Linked DNA regions of Mus musculus: all the other regions are linked to region 2. A link is a contact called in ENCODE Hi-C or POLR2A ChIA-PET data. All regions are on one chromosome and are shown on one strand. The core of a region is the stretch at or near the end of the contact, and the rest is flanking DNA. Distances in the headings are between cores, read along the strand shown.

What was found. Hi-C counts contacts between places; a loop is a spot of excess contacts on that map. ChIA-PET counts read pairs that join two places held with the same protein, here RNA polymerase II (POLR2A).
Region 1: a loop to region 2 is called in a map of heart, with 2.7 times the contacts of the local background. The contact joins the promoter of Dstn here to the enhancer-like site in region 2. A Hi-C loop is called at or near these places in 3 of 37 maps with a recorded cell type or tissue (gastrocnemius and heart). POLR2A ChIA-PET finds 5 or more read pairs at or near these places in 2 of 5 experiments (Patski and embryonic stem cell).
Region 3: a loop to region 2 is called in a map of gastrocnemius, with 8 times the contacts of the local background. The contact joins the promoter of Bfsp1 here to the enhancer-like site in region 2. A Hi-C loop is called at or near these places in 18 of 37 maps with a recorded cell type or tissue (CH12.LX, Patski, adrenal gland and 5 more).

The regions. Positions count from the first base shown.
Region 1 is chr2:143,913,903-143,916,983 of GRCm38, reverse strand. It overlaps Dstn (destrin), which reads right to left and starts at 1,653. Exons shown (of 4, transcript NM_019771.2): 1 at 1,337-1,653. The coding sequence starts at 1,339. It also overlaps a transcript of Bfsp1 not described here.
Region 2 is chr2:144,213,807-144,216,720 of GRCm38, reverse strand. No RefSeq gene overlaps it. Among named protein-coding and RNA genes, the nearest start is that of Banf2os, 7.4 kb to the right of the region's middle. Within about 2 kb of position 1,305, at least 1 of the 3 ENCODE cell types and tissues checked has a DNase peak (open chromatin) inside an H3K27ac peak, as active enhancers do; it is heart, where a contact is called at or near this core.
Region 3 is chr2:143,861,794-143,864,931 of GRCm38, reverse strand. It overlaps Bfsp1 (beaded filament structural protein 1, in lens-CP94), which reads left to right and starts at 1,759. Exons shown (of 8, transcript NM_009751.2): 1 at 1,759-2,356. The coding sequence starts at 2,001. Gm33648 (a long non-coding RNA gene) reads right to left here and starts at 1,606. Exons shown (of 3, transcript XR_375039.4): 1 at 1,518-1,606; 2 at 386-507.

The sequences.
Region 1 (3,081 bases), core at 404-2,903, 300 kb after region 2:
TGTAAGAATGAACCCACCTTTAGTTTTTATTTTTGTCTCCCCCAAGTACCAGGAAATCCAACAGACTCTATTTTCATTTTATTTGAATGTACACCGAACAAAAAATTAAGCTTTAAAGCCAAGCTTTTACGTTTAGAATGTTTGGCCCTGTTTTAAATACTTTTGCATTCTCAACTAAAAGAAGACTGGAGAGCAGACACCAGTTCACTTTATTACACTGAGTGCTCAAATTTAAAAGTTTATCAGCACTCAAAACCTTTGGATTTAGTCTTTACTATAAATCAACATATACATACACTTAAAATCTTGCTGAGGTTCAACAGACTTCAAGGTCTGAAATATTTGTAGCTCATAGCATTAAACCCAAACATGACTTAATATCAAGGCACAGCTAAGCATGGTCCGTTTTCAAGAAAACTATCCATTTAATCTAATGAGCCAGCCTGCACCTGCAAGCCAGTTGCTATATCCTAAGAAAAAACCAAAGTTGTTATTCAGTGAAAACACTCTGTAGACAGATAAGTGGGTACCAACTGTTTCCCGGCGCACAGATGTAGCAACAGGATAGTATTTCTAGCAGTGAGGCAAGGCCTTGCCAGCAAATCATTGACCAAAAATGGTAACATTGTGCAGACTACAGTGACAAAATGTTCCACCTGATCGCCCAGTTGAGATACTGTTTTACAACCGATTTGAGTAACACTTTGGAGGTAGAGAAGTTTGTAAATTAAGCAAAATCTCTACCATCTCAATACAACGAATGTTTCTCTTTTTAAAGGGCTGGAGTAATTATACGGGCTTTCTGAAAGTTTTTAAATTTGCATCTGAAAAGCAACAACATCATGTCCAGGACTTGCACCCAAAGTTGTGGTAAAGCCTTGTTCTCAGGTAAAGGCAAATTTCTAGCATGGATGAATGGACCCGGCAGGGAAGGGTTAAAAGAGCCACTGCCAAGCTTGACAAGCCCAACGAGAGTGCCACTGAAGCTGATTGCCAGATACGACAAACAAAGCCACGGCAAGGCCACCCGGTTCTTAATCACGCTCACTAGCAATTACTCCGCCCTCTAGAGTGTTCAATAAAATCCTTTTCCTTCTCAGTAAAAAGGGCTGGAAAAGCTCACGGGTCACCAAGCTGGCCTTGGAGAAAACCGCGCCCACACGGATGGTCTCAGGTTCGGCCGCCCATCCCGGGGATCTACCGACTTCGGGATCGAAGGCAGCGAGGCCGGGCCGAAGGGGATCCCGGGCGGCGGCCTGGAACGGTGGGCATGATGCCGCCCAGGAGCTGCCTTGGAACCGACCCCTCCCTTAGCACACGCCCGAGGATCACTCACCATGTTCGCTGGGGCGGACTTCGGGAGGAGAGCTAGGAGCCTGACGGCAAAGTCTGTGCACCTTCGTCCTCCGGGTAGCAAAAGCAGGAGAGCAGGCGCAGGGCGGACGCGGCAGCTCGAGCTTATTAAGGGCGGGCACGAGTTCCAGCCAGACTGCGGCTGCGCGCGCCCCTCGCTCCGCCCACCGTTGCTACGCAACAGGCCGGCCTCCCCAGACAGGCCCCACCCAGGAGTCCCAATAGTCTCCAGACAACTGGAAACCCCTCTCCAGTTAAGGGGAGTGCATGGGTTCCCCGCCCAGAGGAGCGCCCGGGCTGCTGCTCCGTGAAGGGTGGACACAGGACGCTCCGGGGAATCTGGCCCTGCCCTGGAGGCGGGACCACGCGATGCCCCGCCTACCGCGCGGCCTTTGCCCATACATGGAAGTCGCCACCTGGCCAGGTGTGCGCGCCGCTAGGGGCGGGGCCCCGGCGCGGAGTGGGCGGGGCGAATGCCGGTGGGCGGGTGCTCTGCTTGGCGACGAGAACTCTCAAAACGGCTCTCAGGGACCGCGACCCGCATTTTTTTACCTACTTTGGTGCTGTTCCCACCACCCAGTCCTGATTGGTCAGCGCGGCACTTCGGGCCGTCGCGTGAGAGGGAAAAATCTGCACAGTTTTCCTCCTTCCTGAGGCGACCGTGGCTGATCAAAGTGCTGTGTGAGTCAGCGCTTATTCCAGGACTGGAAAACAGGAGTGATTTGTTTATCTTCTGAGCGGGCTGGGAGGAGGCCCAGTGGCCCGCGGGGGGTGCGTGGGGGACGCCGCGTGGCCCGGGACTGTGGGCCGGGCCCCGCCGCTGCGCTTGGGGGTTTCTCATTGGGGAATTGTGTTTTCCTAAAGGGCGGTTGCACGGAAATACTGCTTCCACAGGGCCACCCGCAATCCTAGCCTTGTTTTCTCCGGGTGTTTTTGTAGCGAATAAAAGGAACTCGTAAGACGTGGGATGATCACCTCACTTTTGAACTGAATTTAGGCAACGAGAACATCAGGATCTCTATAAAAAAAGTCTTAATTATCTAAGAAGGCTTTTGGGCAACATGATCGTTGTTTTTCTTTGTTTCTGTTTTCTGGGCGCTATATAAAAAAAATCTACCCTAGGTAGCAAACCGCGGTTCCCATTAGTTTTAAGGGTTTTGTTTCTTTCTTAAGATTAAAGGCAAGTCGTGGCAATTCTAATCCCTTACTGCATTGCCACGGGGTGTTTGGCAGGCTACGGCAGTGGCGTCAGAATCACCTGGAGAGTTTGCTCAAAGATTTCTTAGTTCTGGCTCCGTGCACCTAGAATGTAACCTAAGAGTTTGCCCTTTTAACAAGTCTTTGGTATTAATAATTGGTAATCACACTGAAGAGAAAGAACCTACATCCAGCTGCAGCCCGAACCCTTCTGGCTTATTTTTGTTTTTTTTTGGGGTTGGTTTTTTGTTTTTTTCTGCTCAGGACTCTGACCCCACTAAATGAGACTTCATTTAAGGACGGTTCAACCTATCATTGGTGTTTCGTCCTCCACAATCCTGTCCAAATACAAGAATGCTGTTTACTGCATAAAATTTTCTGTGCCTTCTTCCAGATTTTTTTTTTTTTTTTTTTTTTTTTTTTTGTCCTGGAACTCACTTTGTAGACCAGGCTGGCCTCGAACTCAGAAATCCGCCTCCCAAGAGCTGGGATTAAAGGCGTGCGCCGCCACCACCCAGCTTCTTCCAGAAT
Region 2 (2,914 bases), core at 56-2,555:
AGCAGGAAAATGGCAAGTTTGAGACCAGCCTGGGCTACATAATAAGTAAGACTCTACCTCAAACCAAATAAAACCGCTTATTTTGAAGACACTCCCATGGTCTTTTCAAGGTTCATCAAGCAAGCAGGTTAGTCAGGGGACAGTTAGGAGTCAAGTTTTGTGTTATCCCCATTACCAGAAGGTTCAGAATCAAAGAGACTCACAGAAAAACACGGGACCAGAACACAAGTTGTCTCCACTGCTCGCCCAGCATTCCTAGACAGTCACGCTTTCTGCCACATCTGCTCCATGTCTTATTTCTATTTGTGTGTATTTTTATTTGTAGATGTAAAGACTTTTTTCTAAATCAAGTGACAGTAAATTACAGCTATGACGTCCTTGACCTCCAGCCCATAGCTTTGATGTGTAATTCATAAAGAGAAGATGTCTTACAACAGTGCTGTTGCCTAGGTCAGGAAACTGACATGACTTGACACAATTATCTAATTGTGATTAGATGTCACCAGCGGTCTTTTATAATGTCCTTTATGGCAAAACAAGATCCCATTTCTCCACTGTATTCTGTTGTCCTCTCTCTATTCTTCCAGGTCTTGCATGTCATTGATTGACATTGGTGACATGTGCAGACAATGATCTTGCATCAAGTCCCTTAGTTAGGGTCTGACTGACATTTCTTCATGAGTAGCCTCAGACTGTACACCTTCTGACGATCCTCAGAAAATAATGTCCCTTTCTCTTATCAGCAGGGACAGGAATCGGTTTCTCAGTCTGAAAGAATAAATTCTGATAGTAATATTCCAGGTAAGAAGAAAAAAAAAAAATCTAGACGCATCCAAGGAGCCTGGTTTAGCTCCCAGGAACCACTGCTATTAGCTCTTTCTTTTCACAAACAGGGGGAAGGGTTGAAGGCGGAGGACTTGAAGCAGAGGGGGAGCTACAGAGAGAATAATGGCTAACACTGGGGCCCAGAATGAGCAGAGGCCGGGAAAAGCGCTGAAGGCGACGGAGCGGGCTTTTAAATCGCTTACTTAAAAAACTCTCATTTGTTTCTCTGACACTTAAAAAAAAAAAAAAAAAAAAGGTGCCCACTGTGGAAAAAAAAAAAAACCCAAGGAACAAAGAAGAAAATAGCAAAGCCCTAGTCGATGCAGCCCTGATAATCTTGCAGGCACATGCCTTGCCAGCCGCCAGAAAAGCTCTTTCCAAACTGCTCTGGAAGTAGGAAACTAGCAGAGAAAGCCCCAGCTTCCCTGGGGGACGGTGAGGTCACACTAGCAGAAGCCAGCCCCGAGGACAGCTTTTTTTGTCTTCCTCCTTCACTCTGACGGGGCTGTGTCTGTAGGCCGGGAGGGACAAGCAGCCGGGCACCTTGGAGAATTCAGATCTGCTGCTGTCATATTTGTGGGGCTCTCAGACTGCCTCCATATGTGTGGAGCTAAGAGAGGAGTTCCCTGATTTTTAAAGATAAAAAGGAAGGAGAGTGGGATGCAAACCCTGCCTGTACTTCTTGCTTAGACAGGGGCAACATGCAGGCTAGAGCCAGGTCAGGAAGAACCTTCCCTGAGGACAGAGCTGGGGTCAGGGCGCGCGGGGTGGGCGTGGGAACAGGAGGGGCCCAGGAACAGGTTCTGTCAAATCACTGTCCTCAAGGGTCTGTGCAGCCCTAGGGACAGACCTGGGGACATCCTTGAGCCTGTGGGTTGATATAGGCAGCTGTAGCAAGTATAAGAGGGGGACCAGGTACCCATAGTGAGTCTGTCTGACTTTTGGGGTCCAGATTACCCTATGGTGGGGGGCTCCAGGGCACGGTGGGGAGGGGCTGAGAAACAGCTCTCGGGAACTGGGTCTGAAGGGCTGGGAAATGGTGGTACCTTCCAGCATGCTCACGGTAGATTTAACTGTGCACATACTGTGTGGTGTCTTTAAAACAGCCCAGGCGAACCTTCAACCAGAGGATTATCTCTGGGGGGGACAAAGGAGGAAAGAGAGGGCAAGGTAAGCGAGACAGCATGCAGCCTGTGACTCAGCCACTAGGAGGTGACCTCTGACCCTGCCTCTGTGTGCTCATGGCTTTGTATATCTCTGTGGTATGTGTGTGTGTGTGTGTGTGTGTGTGTGTGTGTGTGTATGTGTGTGTGTATGTGTGAGTGTGTATGTATGTGTGTATGTGTGTGTGTATGTGTGTGTGTGTGTATGTGTGTGTGTGTGTGTGTATGTGTGTGTGTGTATATGTGTGAGTGTGTATGTATGTGTGTGTGTATGTGTGTGTGTGCTCATTGGGTCTTTTAGAGTATGGGACAACAGGACAGTGAGGAATGGCCCATGATGGATTTGTATGCTCCTTAATAAGACTATTATTATTTTGGCTTTTTGGGACATGGTTTCACTGTGTAGCTCTGGCTGTCCTGGAGCTCACTGTGTTGAGCAGGCTGGCCTCGAACTCACAGAGATCCTTCCTTCTGCCTCTGTGTGCACTACCATGCCTGGCCAAGGCTATCTTATTTTATTTTTTTAAATTGTGGTAAAACATAGAACTTTAGAGTTGAGGATGTAGCTTAGTGGTAGAGCCCTTGGCTAGGACACACGAGGACCTGAATTCGATCCCAGTATCAGACAAACGAAAGCATGAAGCAATGACTTTATAGCCTTTACATTGCTGAGTGCACACGACACTGTTAATGAGGTACACCACGTGTCTAGGTTTCCAGAATGTGTCACCTTGTAAAACTGAAACTCTCCACACTGTGGAACAATTCCCCAGTTCCTCCTTGCCCAGGCCCTGGTGACCACATCCTATTTTCTGTCTCTCTATATTTGACTGTTCTAGGAACCTTGCATAAATGACATCCTGCAGTTTTATCCTTCTGTGACTGACATTTGGCATAATGTCCTGAAGTCCCATCCGTCTTATGGA
Region 3 (3,138 bases), core at 510-3,009, 350 kb after region 2:
ATGAGGGGGACTTCAGGTACTCAGGCTTAGCAGAGAGCACTTTACTGAGTCATCTCCTCAGACTCCCATGTAACTCCCCGCTTGGGCTGTCTGTGAGCCTGTAATTTGACTTAGCAACAGGATGTGAGTGGACTCACTGCCGAGGAAAACCTGGATGAACCTGTTTGGCACGGCTTCTGACATTGCTAACTCAGAAGGAAGGACAAGAGCTATGGTGCTGTCTCAGCCGATCAAAAGACCTGCAGCTAGAAGAACTGTTCAGCCGGGCTGGGGACCCAGAGAGTGGTGATAAATATGTGTTATTTCTCGACTCTTTGGGGTCGTTTGTTCTGTAGCAACAACTGACTAACATGTGATGTCAAAGGCCATGGGTGATTTATCGTACCTGTTACATGTGGGTTTTGCTCTCTGGGAAGTTGGAAATCAATTCATCACCAGCAGTGTGTGGGAAACCTTCAAAATACTCACATCATGCTCTCCTCCACTTGGCCATGAAAACCTAAATGTCTTAGGAGAGAGAGGGAAGGATGGAGGGAGGAGGGGAGGAAGAGAGAGGGGGGGGGAGGGAGAGAGAGAATATGACCATGTCACCACACATACAGATCATACATTGCTTTGTTCCAGACTGAATCCTTTATTATATAGGCTTCTTGGAGTGATAATAAACTAAACAAAGATCTCAGTGATTTTCCCTATTTTTAGTAACTTTAATTTGTAGCATAATTATGTGTAATCCATATGGTTGGTAATATATGGTGTTGCTAAGCCTTAATTTATAAGAGACCAGTCCTTTTGATAATGGTTTTTAAAACTGTGGGTGATACACATGTACTGCTAAGTATGTGGTTATAGAAATGTGAAATGTGTGCACGTATATGCTGTGGTCGGAGGAGAGCATTTAGTGTCTTCCTCACTGCCTTGACGAAGGGTCTCTTATTGAACTGAAGGTTTGCTGCTTCTCCATCACTGTACCTCCCTCTCCATTGCTGAGTTATAGGCATATTTAGCCATGTCCAGCGTTTCGTGGGTGCCGAGGATTTGAACACAGGTTCTCGTGATTGTACAGCATGCTTACCTACTGAGTTATCTCTCCAGACTTTGATAATGATCTTTAAATAAATATTTTAATATGATAAATATTTATATCCTGGAATAATCTCATCAAATAGTTCAATATTTTCAACATTAATTTTACTTTTGAATTTTTCAAAGCCTATCACATTGAGTGATTGTATATATTTCAAAGCTTGTTTTTTAACTCCAACTGCCATTTCCATAATAAAAGTTAAAATGAAACATAATGAGAATATTTATTTGAGAACTGGATAGTTTACTAAGTCCTTAGACTGTAAGGATTTCTGTTAAGTTTGAAGCATCTAACCTCACCTCCTTGGTGAGAGAGCAACGGTGTAGGTCAGTATCACCAGTCTTCCTAAGTCACTATACAAGTTGTCAAGTCCTCACAAATACACCCAAACAGTCATAAGAAATTACTAGGAGGACAGCTCAACACTTACATGCTAGGCCATTTTATCTGCATGCATAGTTAGGAAGCCCTCCCCGAGACAGCCTCAGCAACATGGTATTATTGTAACGCCTTTAAAAGCCTGAAATCAACAACAAACAAGTAAGTTCATAATGAAAGTTGGAAGGGACAGGAGAAAGTGCCAGGCCCTCTGCTGCAGGACTTTAGCAAGCTGGCCTTGGGTGGCTTACACAGAGCCAGTTAAAAGAGCATCATGCATCTCTTGTCCCCCTGATCCTCCGTGCAGTCACATAGCAACAGGCCTCCACAATGGCGGAACAAAGAGGTCCTTGCCCGATGCCCCTTCCACCCGGGAGCTGTATGGGCGGCTTAATCCCGCACACAAAGCACCCGCGGCTCTTCATTGTTGGGCGCCCGCCCCGAGGGCACATCTGCTGACCGGCTCTGGAACGTCCCAGCCCGGCCGGCCGGTTTATTTAGCAGGCGCAGCCCAGGCCGCGGCCTTCCGGGAGCCATGTACCGCCGCAGCTACGTCTTCCAGGCCCGCCAGGAGCGCTACGAGCGCGCCCAGCCCGCGGGCCCCGCCGCCCAGCCCGGGGGAACCGCGCCCGGCCTGGCAGCGCTGCAGGCGCTGGGCGAGCGCGTGGCAGTCCAGGTCCAGCGGGCCCGCGCGCTCCAGCAGCGCCACGCCGGCCTGCGGCGGCAGCTCGACGCCTTCCAGCGCCTGGGCGAGCAGCCCGGGCCCGAGGACGCGCTCGCCCGCCACGTCGAGGCCAATCTGCAGCGCGCCCGGGACCTGACAGCCGAGCACGCGCGGCTCGAGAGGCAGGAGGCCGAGGCGCAGCGCGCGCTCGACGAGTTCCGCAGCAAGTAAGAGGCACGGTTAGGGAGACTGAGGCACGTAGGCGATGTGGCGGGAGGCGTGGGGGTAACTGCAGACTGTCCGCGGAGAGAGGGGCGTCGGGATGCACGGGTCCTGCAGACGTCCAACTTTCAGTTCCATGGCACTTTCGGGATCCGGCTTCATTTACTTTTCCTATGTTTTGGGATGATAGATAGAATGGACCATACAGGTTTTAAATGCATAGTTCGAGTTTTTGGTGTTTAACTTGAGCCAACACCCAAATATGCGAGGTAGTTTGCACCACCCCAGAGCTGCAGTCTCCCAGTTCCCAGTGCACCCCGGTTCTATAATTTCAGGATATGCACTCTCACATGACTGATTTTGACTCCATACTTTTTTTTTTCAATTTAATCTTCATACAGGTACATATTGTACCATAACCGCATTCTCCCCTGGATCCTTACCTTCCCTTTTCTCATTTCTCCTCCCTCCCACTTATCTCCCTTTTCCCCAATTTCTTTTCTTGTATGTGTGTGTATGACTTTATGTGACTATATACAATCTAGGAACTACAAATTGGAGAAAACATATATTTGCTTTCTGAAACTGGCTCAGTTGGCTTTAATGTTAATCTCCAGTTGCATCCATTATCCTGGGAACAGCATAATTTTCTTTTTTATGGCTGAAAAATTCACGTATATATCAACTGTCTGTCTTGTCTGTTTTTTTTTTTTTTTTAGACGGAGTTTCTCTGGGGACTATGTTTGAATGAGTGAATATGTATATTTTAAAGCTTGTTTATCAAGTC